2 separate regions of the Homo sapiens genome follow, and region 2 is linked to region 1. A link is a loop called in an ENCODE intact Hi-C map of the cell type or tissue named here. Cell type or tissue: OCI-LY7. All regions are shown on one strand. Each heading gives the region's core, and the rest is flanking DNA. Links, peaks and the distances in the headings are about the cores only. Region 1 has its middle 120 kb from the start of GOSR1. Region 2 overlaps LOC105371723 (a long non-coding RNA gene).

Region 1 (8,327 bases), core at 168-8,167:
AGTGTGTGTGTGTGTGTGTGTGTGTGTGTGTGTGTGTCACCATGCAAGAAATGTTTATACCTTTCAGTAAAAAGGCAATTCCGCAATAAGGTTATTACCAAGTAACTAAAATTTATACAGCATATTGAAATCAAAGGTACTCTATAAATTTAAAATACTAATATGGTATTAACTTAAAGCAAAGAACAATAATTTTAAAACATCTTACAGCCCAAGTGTATTGTAAACCAAATATAAATTCACTGTGGGATCTGTCTTTTTTTAAGTGATTTTTTTTCCTCTATTAGGGAACCCAGGTCTAAATGAACTGTTAAACACTTAGTCTAAAGGTATGCCAAACATTTCTTAAGGTCTTAACAAAGAATCAACTTTTTTTTTTTTTTTTAAACAAAATGAGGCCTAGGTTAAGTATTTTATTTGGCTTCTCAAGATGGACTGAGAAGTTGGGCACCAGCTCCAGACCAATTCCTGGACGCACATCAAACACAGCCCTGTCATTTATCCTGTCAGTCAAAACAATCTTTTCCATCTAACCCTTTAATGTTTATGTCCTAAAAAGCTGCTAATTAAATCCAGCTCTTGAGATCTATTTGCTAAAATATATCCCATCTAATTTGTAAATGATGAACAAAAATGAAAAAAAAAATGTTCGCTTTCCTGGCAAAACAGAAGACTCCACTATAACCAAAGGAGGAAGGACAATGTTTTTAACATTTGTCAAATTTTAAGAGAAAACTATTCAGAGACAAATAGTTGTAAGAAACTCAGAGTACCTCAAACTGTTTTTCCTATTAAGTGGACACAGGGTATTTAAAAAATCCTCAGAAAAACCTGAAACAAAATCACTCTATAAATGTAGTTCAATATTCCCTCTTCCCCTAAAATATAAGCATAATCTTTCCTCTTAACAAACTTTACTTATAAATTTTTATAATGTATCATAGGCAGTACAGAAACCACAGATAAACACTTTAAGATCTACTGAGTCATACTAAAAACCTCAACTCATTTTATCTGCAGAAAATCAAAATCCCTATTTTTTCCCTCATTTTCTCTATGTAGCCTTGAGGGAAGTAAATGGAAACAGCTTATTTCTGATGCTTTCTGCACACCTGGGATCGCATGTTCTTTCGATGATCACTGATTCCAGATAGCAACAGATAAACTCTAAAGCAACAAAGATCCCCTAAAAAGGTTTCCATTGACTTCTCCCAATATAAGGACATTGAATGGGGGGGAGTAGGGGGAAATACAAGTATCCTCCAATCCAGGTTTTCCATTAAGAACCACTCAGTTAATGATTCCCTGCATTTTTCCCTAGGGAAAGCAAAACTGTCATGAAGGTCGTATATTATTTAAATTGCAGCCAACAGACATTCGAGATAAATTCTCAAATACCAAATTCACTGCAAGTTTTCATCTAGCTGTACTGGGATGTGACACACAGGCATTCAACCACAAAATTAGCTCAAATAAATCTCAAAGTCTAGTGTGGACAAACATAATTACAGTTTATTCGTACACGTGCACGCACACACAAATCCTCTACGGAAAATTATCTTTCTCACCACTCATCGGAATATAAACGTGGACAATTTATCAGGGGTAAATGGTGAAGGTAGGATAACGTCGTGATTTCAATTCCTTTTCAAACCAAATACAAGTTTTCCTAAAATGGGGGTGACATGTCCATGTAAGAATACCAAAAATGGCACTGTAAGCAAAAATGTACCTGTAATGTTAAAGATTTCATGCGCCTGGAATCATAAACACTTTGTAAGTGTAGTCTTCTATCTAGCAACCCCTCCGGACATTATTTTCCATTTAGAAAAAGGAAGGGGGAGGGTGGGGAGAGTAAGAGAAAGTTTGCTCTAAAGTTTGTATGAGCACATAGTTAGAAAAGTACCCCCTACCCGCCTCCAAAAGTGTGTTTTTAAAGCAGGTCTGGAGTTAGAAGTGACACAAGTTCTGCGGCCTACAAGGTACAACCCCAAACATGCCACCCTACAATCAGACACTTCCAAAACACAGTGTACAATGAGCCCGAGCCGTCGGATCAGACAGGCACATGGGAAAAGTCAACCTCAGTCTCCTCTCCTCAGAGAGACCTGAGTTTAAGGTGTGCGGCCCCGGCAACGGTGGCCAGAGGCGGGGAGTAAAGGTTTTGCAAGCGGGCATAAGTGGGTGTGCAAGGTAACAACCCGGGAACACACACGTACACCCTCCCGTTAAGCGCTCCATCTTTAAGGAGTGTTTACTGCGCGCAGTCTGCAACCGGATTCAATAATCCCCTTCACGAGCCCACCTGGGCCGTAGCCCAGGGGCTGCTGCTCCCCGAGCCCCGGGAGGCAGCGTCGGGCTCCTTGACCAAGACTTTTCAGCCCGAAATCCGCTGCGATGCGAACGGGTGTATCCTCCCCTCCACAAAAGACTACCCCGCCTCCCCGAGTCATCCTCGGCTTTTTAAAGAATGTCCAAACCAGAGCGAGTGGCTTTCCAATTACTCTCCCTGAACTAGGCCTTCCTACTCCTCCGACCCCCAACTCACCATTGATCGCGATCCTGGCCCTTCCCAAGTCAACAGGTACCCCGCGCCAGCTCGCCCACCCGGCGGCTGCCCAGCCCGGCCGCCGCTCCCCATCACCTGTCGGGCGCAGTCTGACTGGCCCGTTCCTCCGGCTTCAGGGGTTGGACATGTCCCCGGCGGCGGGGTTGGCGGGGGCGGCGGGCGGGACGGGGACAGGGGCGACGTCGAAGCGCGGCGGAGTCACCACAGAGGCAGGGGCTGAGGCCCGAGCTGCCGGCGCTGCGACCGCCACGGCCGGAGGGTCCCGGATGTGGCGAGCGTCGTCGTCCTGAGCCGCTGAGCTCCCCGCTCCTCCCACTTCTCCTTCCTTGGTCCGGGCAGCACAACTAGGCGGCAGCCGGCCGCTGGCGCCCCAGCCGTCTCCTCGCGGCCTCCGCGGCCTTTCCCTCCTCTCCTCTAGGCTAGGCCCAGTAGCCGACGGGGCTGGTCGGCTGAGGCGGGCGGTGCTCGGCGGCGCCGGAGCAGGACTCTGGGCTCGGCTACTCCTCCTCCACCCGCCTTTTTGTCTGAGGGACCCGGGACCTGGGGCTGCCGCCACCACTGGTCGGCTCCGGGGGACTGGGAGGAGACGGGAGTTGGGGCCGTTGGGGCCGGGCGGGGCCAGCGGGCGCGCGCAGAGTACCCAGGGTGCCCCGGGCTGGCACCGGCCGTCAGGGAGTGGGTGAGGTGCCGCCGAGGGTCTCACGCGGAACGCGCGCAGGGAGCAAAGTGGCAGCGGGGGCGACAACTCTGGCACCTGGAGGGGCATAGTGTCCGGTCCACTTAAGGAGAGCTTTTGTCCAAGCAGGGCCGACTGCATTTATTAGACGCCCACTGCGTGCAGAGCGCTCCTAGAGGCTGGGGCGAGGAAGGTTAGAACCGAGTCCGCTGCCCGCTGGGAATCTGGCGTCTCTCGGGCGAGGGAAGAGACAGCATTCCCACGCCAATGGTTCCAGCAAAGCCCCAGGACTGCTCTGCTCCTGGTCTTGTAGTTGACACCTCCATCGGAGACTCACCTGGGGGAGGCGATCGGGTTACCTGCCGGCTCCTGCTCTTTTCAGGTGCAGCCAAGGATAGGGAGATGATAACATCTGAAAGGATTAACAAGATAAACCTTGGAGAGTAATGTATGAAGGGTTGTTCATACACTGCTGTATTTAGTTATCTCAGGAGGAGAAAGAAAATTTCTTTTTAAATGTGTACCTTATCCTTTGACCTTGTAACTTTACTGCTAGGATTTTTTTTTTTTTTTTTGACAGGGTCACCCTCTGTCGCCCAGGCTTGAGTGCAGTAGTGTGACCACGCCTCACTGCAGCCTCAACTTCCTGGGCTCTGGTGATACTCTCACATGAGCCTCTGGAGTAGCTGGGACCACAGGTGTGCACCACCACGCCCCATTAATTTTTGTATTTTTAGTAGAGACATGTTTAGTAGAGACATTTAGGTTTCCCCACGTTGCCAGGCTGGTCACGAACTCCTGACCTCAAGAGATCCGCCTGCCTCGGCCTCCCAAAGTGCTCTCAGGCTCGGCTCCCTGAGCCACCATGCCTGGCCCTATTCTTGACAAATAAATAATAGTACGGAAGATGTTCTTTGCTATATTCCATTAATAACAAAAGGAATGAGGGAACAGCATAATGGTCCATGAACCGCATGCTTTTTAATGCAGCCATTTAACTGACAAGTTTTATGAAGATCATATAATATGGAAGAATGTATATGTAATGCAAAGTTTAAAAACAGAATAGAAGTTGTATGCATATGCATGCGAAAGTATGTAGCACAATGTAAACTACTAAGAACAACAGCGTGGGAGATTTTTTATGTGATTCATTAGTTTTGCTTTAGGCTGTTATTAATGCAATTTTAAATGTTTTGGATTAATATATTTTAATCCTTATTCCATGCCAGTCATTTCTTTTAATGCATCAGTGTAGTCACCTCTCCAGATAGTTACCTCTGAGAGCATTTCATCAGTTTGGATACAGCCTTACAATTAAAGTAATCCAAAAAAGTATATGAAGTTCTAGACATCACACTAGAAATACCACAGATAGGCCGGGCAGGGTGGCTCACCCCTGTAATCCCAACACTTTGGGAGGCCAAGGCGGGCGGATCATTTGAGGTCAGGAGTTCAAGACCAGCCTGGCCAACTTGGTGAAATCCCGTCTCTGCTAAAAAAAAAAAAAAAAAATATATATATATATATATTAATTAGCCAGGCGTGATGGCGCATGCCTGTAGTCCCAGCTACTAGGGAGGCCAAGGCACGAGAATCGCTTGATCCCGAGAGGTGGCAGTGAGCCAAGATCACGCCACTGCACTTCAGCCTGGGCAACAGAATGAGGCTCCGTATCAAAAATAAATACATAAATAAATAAAAATAAAAATACCAGAGATAGTGCCAGCAATTCATTCAACAAATATTAAGTGGCTATTTTGTGCAGAACAATGAGCAAGGTCCTTTAGAAATGCTTCCTTGTACTACAGATATATACAAATCAATGTGAACAATAGCTGCTACCACAATTTAAGAGGCTGAACAGTGGCAAAAAACTTAGCAAACTGATGTACACATTCACATTTGCCTTATTTTTATGGCACATTCTTTGTTTCCAGCCACCCAACTAACATAATTTGTAGCTTTATATTAGTTAATGTAAGTTAGTATTTCAGAAGGTGATGGGAGACCTGGGGGAGACTGCTTGTTTTGAAGTTTAAAGCAGTACATTCAAAAATGTAAGTGACAGCATAGAAAAATGTATACAGGGTTAACATGCAGAGGTTTGTATTTAGGCTTTCTTGTAAGTTTAAATACTATTGTTTAAAACAAATATTCAGATAAGAATAACACTTTAAAACCATTCAAGGACTGGGCATGGTGACTCATGCCTGTAATCCTAGCACTTTGGGAGGCTGAAGCAGAGGAATCAGTTGAGCTCAGGAGTTTGAAACCAACGTGGGCAACATGGCGAAACCTCATATCTACAAAAAATTAGCCGAGAGTGGTGGCATGCACCTATAGGCCCAGCTACTCGGAAGGCTGAGATAGGAGGATCACCTGAGCCCACAGAGGTCAAGGTTGCAGTGAGCCATGATCATGCTACTGCATTCTGTGGGGGAAAGAAATAGAGATCAGACTGTTACTGTGTCTATGTAGAAAGAGGAAGACATAAGAAACTCCATTTTGGGGATCTAATTAAACTAAAGAGCTTCTGCACAGCAAAAGAAACTATCATCAGAGCGAATAGGCAACCTACAAAATGGGAGAAAATTTTCGCAACCTACTCATCTGACAAAGGGCTAATATCCAGAATCTACAATGAACTCAAACAAATTTACAAGAAAAAAACAAACAACCCCATCAAAAAGTGGGCGAAGGACATGAACAGACACTTCTCAAAAGAAGACATTTATGCAGCCAAAAGACACATGAAAAAATGTTCACCATCACTGGCCATCAGAGAAATGCAAATCAAAACCACAGTGAGATACCATCTCACACCAGTTAGAATGGCGATCATTAAAAAGTCAGGAAACAACAGGTGCTGGAGAGGATGTGGAGAAACAGGAACACTTTTACACTGTTGGTGGGACTGTAAACTAGTTCAACCATTGTGGAAGTCAGTGTGGCAATTCCTCATGGATCTAGAACTAGAAATACCATTTGACCCAGCCATCTCATTACTGGGTATATACCCAAAGGACTATAAATCATGCTGCTATGAAGACACATGCACACGTATGTTTATTGCGGCATTATTCACAATAGCAAAGTCTTGGAACCAACCCAAATGTCCAACAATGATAGACTCATTAAGAAAATGTGGCACATATACACCATGGAATACTATGCAGCCATAAAAAATGATGAGTTCATGTCCTTTGTAGGGACATGGATGAAACTGGAAATCATCATTCTCAGTAAACTATCGCAAGAACAAAAAAACCACACACCGCATATTCTCACTCATAAGTGGGAATTGAACAATGAGAGCACATGGACACAGGAAGGGGAACATCACACTCTGGGGACTGTTGTGGGGTGGGGGGAGGGGGGAGGGATAGCACTGGGAGATATACCTAATGCTAGATGATGAGTTGGTGGGTGCAGCGCACCAGCATGGCAGATGTATACATATGTAACTAACCTGCACATTGTGCACGTGTACCCTAAAACTTAAAAGTATAATAATAAAAAATAAATAAATAAATAAAAGAAACTCCATTTTGATCTGTACTAAGAAAAATTCTGCTGCCTTGTGTTGTGGGAAGTCAGGGACCCCAAATGGGGGGACTGGCTGAAGCTATGACAGAAGAACATGGATTGTGAAGATTTTATGGACATTTATTAGTTCCCCAAATTAATACTTTTGTAATTTCTTATGCCTGTCTTTACTGCAATCTCTAAACATAAATTGTAAAGATTTCATGGACACTTATCACTTCCCCAGTCAATACCCTTGTGATTTCCTATGCCTGTCTTTACTTTATTTTTTTATTTTTTATTTATTTTTTTTTTTGAGAGGGAGTCTCGCTCTGTTGCCCAGGCTGGAGTGCAGTGGCACAATCTCGGCTCACTGCAAGCTCCGCCTCCCGGGTTCAGGCCATTCTCTTGCCTTAGCCTCCTGAGCAGCTGGGACTACAGGCGCCCGCAACCATGCCCAGCTAATTTTTTGTATTTTTAGTAGAGACGGGGTTTCACCGTGTTCACCAGGATGGTCTCGATCTCCTGACCTCGTGATCCACCCACCTCGGCCTCTGAAAGTGCTGGGATTACAGGCGTGAGCCACTGCGCCCGGCCAACCTGTCTTTACTTTAATCTCTTAATCCTGTCAGTCGAGGAGGATGTATGTCACCTCAGGACCCTGTAATAATTGCATTAACTGCACAAATTGTAGAGCATGTGTGTTTAAACAATATGAAATCTGGGCACCTTGAAAAAAGAACAAGATAACAACAATGTTTAGGAAACAAGAGAGATAACCTTAAACTCTGACCACTGGTGAGCCGGGCAGAACAGAGCCATATTTCTCCTCTTTCAAAAGAAATGGGAGAAATATCGCTGAATTCTTTTTCTCAGCACGGAACGTCCCTGAGGAAGAGAATACACGCCTGGAGGTATAGGCTTATAAACAGCACCCCCAGGTGCGCCTGTCTCTTATGGTCGAAATTGCAGAGATGAAATATACTCCAGTCTCCCATAGCGCTCCCAGGCTTATTAGAAAGAGGAAATTCCTGCCTAATAAATTTTGGTCAGACCAATTGATCTCAACACCCTGTCTCCTGATAAGATGTTACCAATGACAATAGTGCCCGAAACTTCATTAGCAATTTTAATTTCGCCTCAGTCCTGTGGTCCTGTAATCTCACCCTGCCTCCACTTGCCTTGTGATATTCTATTACCCTGTTAAGTATTTGATGTCTGTCACCCACACCTATTCGCACACTCCCTCCCCTTTTGAAAAGCCCTAATAAAAACTTGCTGGTTTTTGTGGCTTGTGGGGCATCACGGATCCTACCAACGTGTGATGTCTACCCCGGACGCCCAGCTTTAAAATTTCTCTTTTGTACTCTGTCCCTTTATTTCTCAAGCCGGCCGACGCTTAGGAAAAATAGAAAAGAACCTACATGATTATCGGGGCAGGTCCCCCGAAAGCCTTGAGATGCTGTTAATCTGTAACCCTATCCTCAACCCTGTGCTCGCAGAAACATGTGCTATATTGACTCAAGGTTTAATGGATTTAGGGCTGTGCAGGAT
Region 2 (8,327 bases), core at 120-8,119, 110 kb before region 1:
CGGAGAAGAGAATGAGGGGTGTGGACCCTCCGCGGGGTTGATCAATTCAGGGGGCCAGGCCCTGGAGAGCAGGTGGAGGGCAGGGAGCTTTCAGGCTGTGAGCCAGGGTGAAGGAGTGGGGTCTGGGGTCAGGTTAGGCACATGGCAGCCCTTGGGGTGTTGGAGAGAGAAGCAGAAACCAATGGTCTGTCCCCAAACAGCATGGAGGTCAACGGCCGGGAATATACATTCACCCTCAGGTGTGCCCCACTGGGTCCAACCTCCTCTAAGCAGTGACTCCCTACCAGGATAAGGGAGCCGGGCAAGCAGAGAGGGGAAGAGAGAGAGAGAGATATAGAGAAAGACAGAGAGCGAGAGAGAGACAGCGAGAGAGAGAGCGCGAGACAGCGAGACAGCCATCTTGGCAGCCATTTTGAACCCCTCCCCCTCCTGCCCCCAGGCACACATGTTGGGATGTGGGATGTGGGAAGACAGACCCCAGCTCTGAGTCTAGTGGAAGCCAGGCGGAAGAGGGGGGCCCTGCCTGGAACTGGGATACAGAAACCCCCACGCAGCTGCCATGGCTGGGGGTGGATGGGGGTTGGAACAGGAAGAAAGGGTCCAGGCAGGTACAGTGAGGTGCTGGCCAGGGATGGGGCAGTGTGAGGACCTGGACTGGAAGTGTAGGGACAGGGGTGTGTGTAGCCAGCGGCTGTCTTCAGATGGGGGCCGGGGGTGCACTGGAGAGATACCTGGGAGGGCATTTTCTGGACACGGCTGGAGCAAACACAGCACCCCCCCACCCCACCACTTCAGGCCTGGACTCGGGTCCCAGGACCGTCAGATGGGAGGATGACAACTGAACCCTCGTAGCTCAATCCAATGCGCACCTGGGGTGGGGGTGGGGAGCTGTCCTCAAAGCACGAATAATCCGGGTGGATCAAACCTGCCGGCCTCCCGTGCTTTAACCCGGCACCACGGAGAGAAGGTGCTGCCTGGCTGCACCCCCTCTTCCTGACAGCGGCGCCCCCCGGACTGCGGCCGGCTTGACACCCAGACGGACCCCTCCCCATCCCCCGCGCCACTGCCTCCCAGAGAAAAACAACCCCCTCGCCCAGCATCCTGTGGTGCCAATCCCCGACACGGATCCTCTGGGGCCCGGGGCCGGCGCGCGGCGCGCACACGCACACGCACCCCCTCCGCTCACACCCAGACACCTACACAAACAGGGCGCCAAGGACCCGCGCGCACACGCACCGGGGACACGCAGGCACCGCGGCGCCGCTTCCCCACAAAGGCTGGCGCGCGCGCGGGCACACTCGCTGTCCCCTCCCCCCGCCAGGCACCCTGCGGTCGCCCGTCCGCACCCCCGCGCCCCGGGAGCTCCGTGGGGGCCGCCCCTCCCGGGCCCCTCGCCAGTGGGGGTGAGGTGCGGGCTGCCCCCGACGCCCCTCCCGCTCAGGTGCGGTGCCCCGCGCGGCTCCAGCGTCCCCTCCGCCCTCGCGGCCAGGACAGGCCCCGGCCTCCCATCCTTCCCGCCTCCCCTCTTCCGCGCGCCCCGCACACCTGGCCCAGGTGCGGCTTCGCCCCTCGCCCTGGGCCCGCAGACACTCACCTGTCCAGCGCCGCTCTGGGGTCGGCCCAGCGTGTCTCTCCTGCGGCTCGGCGAACCCGGGCCCCCCGCCCGGCACATCTCCCGGAGCCGGGGCTGGGGGGAAGCTGGTAGGAGGTGGCGGGGCGAGGGCGGCCTCCGTGTCCCTTCCTTCCCCTGGCCCAGCACCGCCGCCACCAACCAAAAATTAGAAAAAAAAAAAAAAAAAAAAAAAGAAAATAGAAAAAAAGAGGCGGATTACACGGATCCAAAGGCGGCCCCCTCGCGGCGGCGGAGGCTCGGGACTGGGGGCGATCGGGTCTGCGCCCCTCCCGGGGAGGGAGGCTGTGGGGCGGGGGCGGCGTCAGAGCGCCGGGGGCTGGGGCGAGGCGGAGCGCCCCGAGGCGGCGCCGGCAGCGGCCCGCATCTCCCCCGCAGCTCCGCGGCCCCAACGGAGGCGGCACGTGTGTGCCCAGGCGACTTCCCAGCCCCCTCCGACGGCGGCGGTGGACGAGGGGTTAACGGGGCAGCGGGGGCGCCCCTGCAGGCCCCCGCCGCTCGGCGGCGCCGCTCCGGGGCCCGCGCGGCCCCCTCAGCCGGGGCCTCCTCGGCAGACGGCGGGGCGGGGGCACCGCAGCGCCGACAGCTCCCGCGCCGACGGCTCGGGCTCCCCGCAGTGGCCGCGGGGAGCTCGGGTTGGGGGCGGGCGGCGCGGAGCTGGCGGAGAGGGGCGGCGCGGCCGGAGGGGGGGGCGCCAGGCCGGGCCCGTGGGCACCGCAGGACGCGCGGACCGAGCCGGAGCCGGGAACCAGCAATGACAAGCCGCCAGCTCTCCCCTCTCCCCGGCGCACCCGCTCCGGGAGGGGGGCGGTGGGCGCGCGCAAAATCCGGCCCGGAGTCGCCGCCCGGGACTGGCCGCCGCAACCCGCTTGAGCGCCCCAGGAGCCGGCCCGAAAACCCGTGCTGGAGTTTCCTTCCTTTCGCCTCCTCTCGCCTCCTCCCTGGAAAAGCAGAGAGAGGGAAAGCGACGTGCTGGACCCCCGCGTTGGAGCGGGGAGTCGGGGAAGGGAGACAGGCGTAAGGAAGACCCGGAGCGGATTTTCCAGTGAAGTAAAAGGAAAGGCGCCGAGCCCGGGGAAGGAGGGCGCAAATGGGGAGATCTGGAAGGGTTGTGCAAAACCCGAGTTGGATTAGATAAAGATGGGAGAAACGGTGTTGGAGCGGGGGGTTGGGGGGTAGATGCGACATGGCCAAACGCACCCGGGGCACGCAAATTTCGGGCCGGATTCTTTCTTGGGAGACGGAGTAATGCGTCAGGCCTAACGCAGTGAAAACAAGCAAGACCCAGCCCGGAACTCCCGGGACCTGGGTTCGCATGGGGGGAGTTCTGGAAGGGGGATGCTTAGTGGCTGAGGCGACTTGGGCTGCCCTCATCTTCCTGGCAGCGACGTGCAAGGGGGAGGGGCAAAAGGAGGGCTGGACTCGGGTACGACGGGATTCGGCGTGCTGGCTGCACCGGAGCGGACAGGTAAAAGCGGTTTCTGGATCCAGGGGCGCTGCGAAGGGAATGCGATGAGGCCGCTACCCTGGGAGACCAGACCTACAATAAAAGGCGAGGGAGGCACGCCAAGCCAGGACTGGAGCGCGGGACGGAATGAGACCCTTAGCAGAAGATCCTGGGCCACCGGGACAGGGGCTTGGAGCTGACCGGGTAGCAGGGGCGGAGGGAAGCGTTAGGGGAAGGTTTGTATCTATAAACGCCTCAAAGTCTTGCTTTTGGGGAGGGGGTGCGAGGAGAAAAATTGAATTTTATGTTCTCTGAAAGAGTAAAAACCCGGCATGGATTTTCAACACCTAACAACTCCATTGCAGCTGGTGGACTCTAAGAAGTAGGGCAAGAAGCAGGCTTGGGTTCCCAGGCATCAGACCAAGTAAGGCGAGGGGCAGGTTTCGGGTTGAGGCTGCAGAGGGAGCCCCCGCACCCCCTCTCTGGGGTGGGGAAGGCTGTTGGACCCGGCTTGGCTGTCTGGAGAGCGAAAGTTGTGACTGCCAAGACCTATAGCTGGGGCTATAAAACTGGGCCCCAAGCCAAAAATAGGCACTTCGGCAGAACAGGCAACTTTGTGCAGGGTGGGGGCTGGAGGGAAATGGAAGTCGGGGGAAGAATCCTGGCGTAGAGGGAACAGGGGGAGGGGGGAGTCCCTGAAGCGGGGCTGCTGGCTCCATTTTATGAAAGATGGGAAGACTGATGGCTGGGGAGGGCTTGGAATCCTCAGGGAAGGGAATCCATTCAAGTGAGGCCCAAATGTTAAAGCAGACAGCTCAAAGTTCAAAGTTGGGCTGCATCTTAGCAGCAGGGCAGACAAACCCTGATCTGAGTTTTAGAGGAGGGGGACGGGCTGAGGATGGGGATGGGGGAAACCCCCATTCCCTACATGTCCAGGGAAGAGAGTGCATTGCTAACCAGGCGCTTTGCAGAATGAATGAGGAAAGGGAAAAGGGTTCCTGAGTAGGAGTGGTAAATCCACAAAACTTGAGGCATATCTGGATGGGAAAAATGAGTATCTAAGAAAGCCTGAATTGATAGGCTGCACGGGAATTAACTTGGCCTCTAAGAATCCCTTCCTAGAAGCACGTCGCTGTGGCTAAACTGGAGGAAGGGCAGGGACACCAGACTTCCAGGCTGCCCAGGTGACCACGCACCACAGCTGTGGCAGCCTGTCACCCTCCACCGCCTTCTATGGACAGCTGTCTTTTCATGACTGGGAAGGGATTCTTGAAAGCCAGAACCTAGGCAAATCTGGCCCCAGAGAACTTCAAAATGGAGGGATGGGTCACTTTCGTTCCTCCTTCATGCCCAGGATTTCATGGCTGCAGAGCTGTCCAGCCTTGAATCTGGGTGGCCAGGCTGGACACCTGGATCTGGGGGACCAAAGGGGTATAAAGTAGGAGTTGGTGAGTGCAAAACAGATCCCATCCATCTGTGGTTGACTGCAGACCCACTGGGTATGGAGGAGGGCATCCCATCTCTCTACGCCTCAATTTCCCAGTTTGAGATACTGACAGTAGCAAGTAAGACCCATGAAGGCTTTGAGATGGAGGGCACTCCAGGCAGCCAGCTTTCTATAAACCTAGCAGTACCGAAAAGGGAACAGAACTTGACGCTCAGGAAAAGCTTGTCACCTCCTTGTTCTCTTGCTCCAGGCCTTTGTCCCCACCCCACCCTCCAGCCCTGAGCAGCCCACCCACTTCCCCCTACAGAGCTAGCCTAGGAGGTGGTTCTAACTTGCACTCTCCAGAGGCTACGAGAAGGAGTGGCCTTTACTTATATGAGGGAAAGCAACGACATTCTTTAAGGCACCCTCAGCTCAGTTTGGAAAACCCCAGCCAGAACCCCCTCACCCTCGCCCCTCACCCCTTTCTAGACCCTCTAAACCCCACTGGTCCCAGCTGGGATCGGCTCTCCAGCCTCCATCTGATCCATGTCTCCTGGACTTGTGAGCGGCGTGCTCAGGAGACAAAGGGTGCGGAGAGGCTGGGGGCCGCGTAAAGAGCCCTGGCGCACCTCAGACCTTCGGCTTCGCAGCCGCAGTGGAGGCCGCGCCAGCAACTGGGCTCCGGGAACCAAGGCGTCCGCGCGCGCACGCAGACTCGCCCGCGCGCCGCGTGCCCCGCGCTGCCCAGATCGGTACCCGCGCTTCGGACACCCTGCTCCCAGGGCGCTCCTCGCTTCCAGCCTCCCACCTTGCGCCTTGGGATTCCCATGAGCCCCGCGCCTGAGACACCCCACGCTCTGTGTATTCCGTCCCACGGGACCTCCACGCCCACGGTGCCACGCGCCTCGAGTACCCCATGTTCTATGAACCCTGCACCTGGACGCCCCATCTTCTGTGCACCCTGTGCTATAGAACCCGCACGCCCAGGGTGCCCTATGCCTAGGGCACCCTGTGTTCTCCTGCGTATCTGGGACCCCACATTTTGTACGCCTAGCACCTCCAGCATCCCAGCGTCAGACACAGCTGGGCTCGCCTATGCCTTGTCTGTCCCCTCTCTGTGCCTTCCATGTATTGCGCCCACTGCCTCGGTTGGGCCCCCAACCTCACAGTCCTGAAGGCTCTGCTTCGCCCCAGTGCTCAGCTTCCCTTTGCCTCAGGCCCAGCGCCCTCGTTCCCGGGTGCCCTGCCTCAGGCTCCTGGACAGGTCAGCGCAACGCCAGACAGCCACTGCCCACCAGGCGCCCCCAGCCCGTGTTTTCCTAGAGCCCACTCGGTATAGGATGCACAACCCTGCTGTTCATTTCACTGCTCCGTGCACGTATTCATTCCTTCCATTTACGCCTCAAACACACAGCACGCACCTTATATGCCCTTACCTGTCAGGTGCAGTGTGATGCATTGAGGATGTGCCTCCAGTGCACAGGGAACAAGGCAGGGAGCCTTCTCTGGGCGCTTCCTTCGTCATGGAGAAGATGGACACAGAATGTGTGATGGAATGAGCCCTGGAAAGTCAGCAGGTGCCAGGGAGTGGAGGATGGACCTATCCAAGCCTTGAGGTGTGGGTGAAGTTTTGTGTGTCCCTGGCCTTTCCAGAGGCTCCCTGTACCCCCATCTTAGGCAACTTCTTTTATTTATTTATTTATATTTTTATTTATTTATTTATTTTGAGGAGTCTCGCTCTGTTGCCCAGGCTGGAGTGCAGTGGCACGATCTCTGCTCACTGCAACCTCCCTCTCCCGGGTTCAAGTGATTTCCGGCTAAGTTTCATATTTTTAGTAGGGACAGGGTTTCACCATGTTGGCTAGGCTGGTCTCGAACTCCTGACCTCAAGTGATCCGCCCACCTCGGCCTCCCAAAATGTTAGGACTACAGGCGTGAGCTACCGCGCCACACTATTTATTTATTTTTGGAGACAGGGTCTCTTTCTGTCGCCCAGGTTGGAGTGCAGTGATGAAATCATAGCTCACTGCAGCTCACTGCACGAGCCACCACACCCAGCTAATTTTTGTATTTTTTTTTTTCATAGCTTGCTATGTTGCCCAGACTGGTCTCAAACTCCCGGACTCAAATGATCCTCCTTCCTAAGTCTCCCAAAGGGCTGGGATTACAGGTGTGAGCCGTGGTGGCAGGCCAACCTTGGGCGATTTCTGAGCTCCATTCAGTTCCACCCCCACTGCCAAGCCAAGTGGAGGGCAAGATGAAGAGGTCCCAGAATTGGGCTAGGAGGATAGGTTGGGGGCAGGGAGTAATTCCAACTGTGTTCTTTTATTTTATTTTATTTTATTTTATTTTTATTTTTTTTTTTTGAGATGGAGTCTCACTCTGTGTCATCCAGGCTGGAGTGCAGTAGCATGATCTCGACTCAGTGCAACCTCTGCCTCCCAGATTCAATTGATTCTCCTACTTCAGCCTCCCAAGTAGCTGGGATTACAGGAATGCGCCTCCATGCCAGGCTAATTTTTGATTTTTTTTTTTTTTTTCAGTAGAAACAGGGTTTCACCATGTTGGCCAGGCCGGTCTTGAACTCCTGACCTCAAATGATCTGCCCGCCTCAGCCTCCCAAAGTGCTGGGATTACAGAAATGAGCCACTGCACCCAGCCAGGTTTTTTTGTTGTTTGTTTTTTGTTTTGTTTTGTTTGAGACGCAGTTTCACTCTTGTTGCCCAGGCTGGAGTGCAATGGTGTGATCTCAGCTTACCACAACCTCCACCTCCCGGGTTCAAGCCATTATCCTGCCTCAGCCTCCGGAGTAGCTGGGATTACAGGCACACACCACCACGCCCAGCTAATTTTGTATTTTTAGTAGAGACGGGGTTTCTCCGTGTTGGTCAGGCTGGTCTTGAACTCCCATCCTCAGATGATCTGCCCACCTCAGTCTCCCAAAGTGCTGGGATTACAGGCGTGAGCCACCGCGCCCGTCCTCAGGGGGTATATTTTGAAGGTGGAGCAGATGGATTGGAAGTGGGATACGAGGGAAAGAGGTAAGTCAAAATTTGTGAGCTGAGTGAGCCCCTGGAAGGATGGAGAGGATGGAGAGGGGGCAGTTTTGTAGGTTAGATCCAAGCCTTTGGTTTGATATGTCCAAGTGGAGGCATGAAGTTGGTGCCCGGGGAGAGGTTCAGGCTGGCCGAGAAATGGCTCAAATGAGCACGAATGCTCTCATTTATACTTTATGGTAACTCTGTGGGTGGGGGACTTTCTCCCCATCTTACAGAAGGGGCAACGAAGGCTCCAGAACATGCCCAAGTAGTTAAAAAATGTAGTTATAGGCCGGGTGCAGTGGCTCACGTCTGTAATCCCATTACTTTGGGAGGCCGAGGTGGGCAGATCACCAGAGGTTGGGAGTTCGAGACCAGCCTGACAAACATGGAGAAACCCTGTCTGTACTAAAAATACAAAATTAGCCAGGCATGGTGGCGCGTGCCTGTAATCCCAGCTACTTGGGAGGCTGAGGCAGGAGAATCACTTGAATCCGGGAGCTGGAGGTTGTGGTGAGCCAAGATCGCACCACTGCAATCCAGCCTGGAGACAGAGCAAGACTCCGTCTAAAAAAAAAAAAGTTAGGTTCCGAGCCGGGTCCCGGATTTGGGCTGGGAGGATAGGGTGGGGAAGGGGAATAATTCCAACTGTGGTCTTTTTCTTTTCTCACTCTGTTGTCCAGGCTGGAGTGTAATGGCTCAATCTCAGCTCACTGCAACCTGTTTCCTATGTTCAAGCAAGTCTCCTGCCTCAGCCTCCTGAGTAGCTGGGACAACAGGCGT

What was found. Peaks named below come from ENCODE experiments on the same cell type or tissue, not always from the same donor. Only the 100,000 strongest peaks of a DNase experiment are listed, where the experiment ranks them.
Region 2: it touches region 1 in a loop (5-fold over the local background); 12 of 110 quality-filtered maps call a loop at or near these places.

The regions. Positions count from the first base shown.
Region 1 is chr17:30,595,234-30,603,560 of GRCh38, reverse strand. It overlaps the pseudogene SMURF2P1-LRRC37BP1 and the pseudogene SMURF2P1. Among named protein-coding and RNA genes, the nearest start is that of GOSR1, 120 kb to the right of the region's middle. RefSeq lists a silencer at 2,800-3,279. In OCI-LY7, for the core only: CTCF peaks have their summits at 3,184 and 3,386; DNase peaks (open chromatin) are centred at 2,300, 2,880, 3,130 and 3,910; H3K4me3 peaks cover 3,416 bases; H3K27ac peaks cover 2,679 bases.
Region 2 is chr17:30,703,079-30,711,405 of GRCh38, reverse strand. It overlaps LOC105371723 (a long non-coding RNA gene), which reads right to left. Exons shown (of 4, transcript XR_001753096.2): 4 at 5,941-6,068. It also overlaps the pseudogene SUZ12P1. Among named protein-coding and RNA genes, the nearest start is that of CRLF3, 120 kb to the left of the region's middle. RefSeq lists enhancers at 1,706-2,382, 2,763-2,812 and a silencer at 2,283-2,502. In OCI-LY7, for the core only: a CTCF peak has its summit at 3,582; DNase peaks (open chromatin) are centred at 2,065, 2,445, 3,005, 3,385 and 2 weaker places; H3K4me3 peaks cover 4,208 bases; H3K27ac peaks cover 3,182 bases.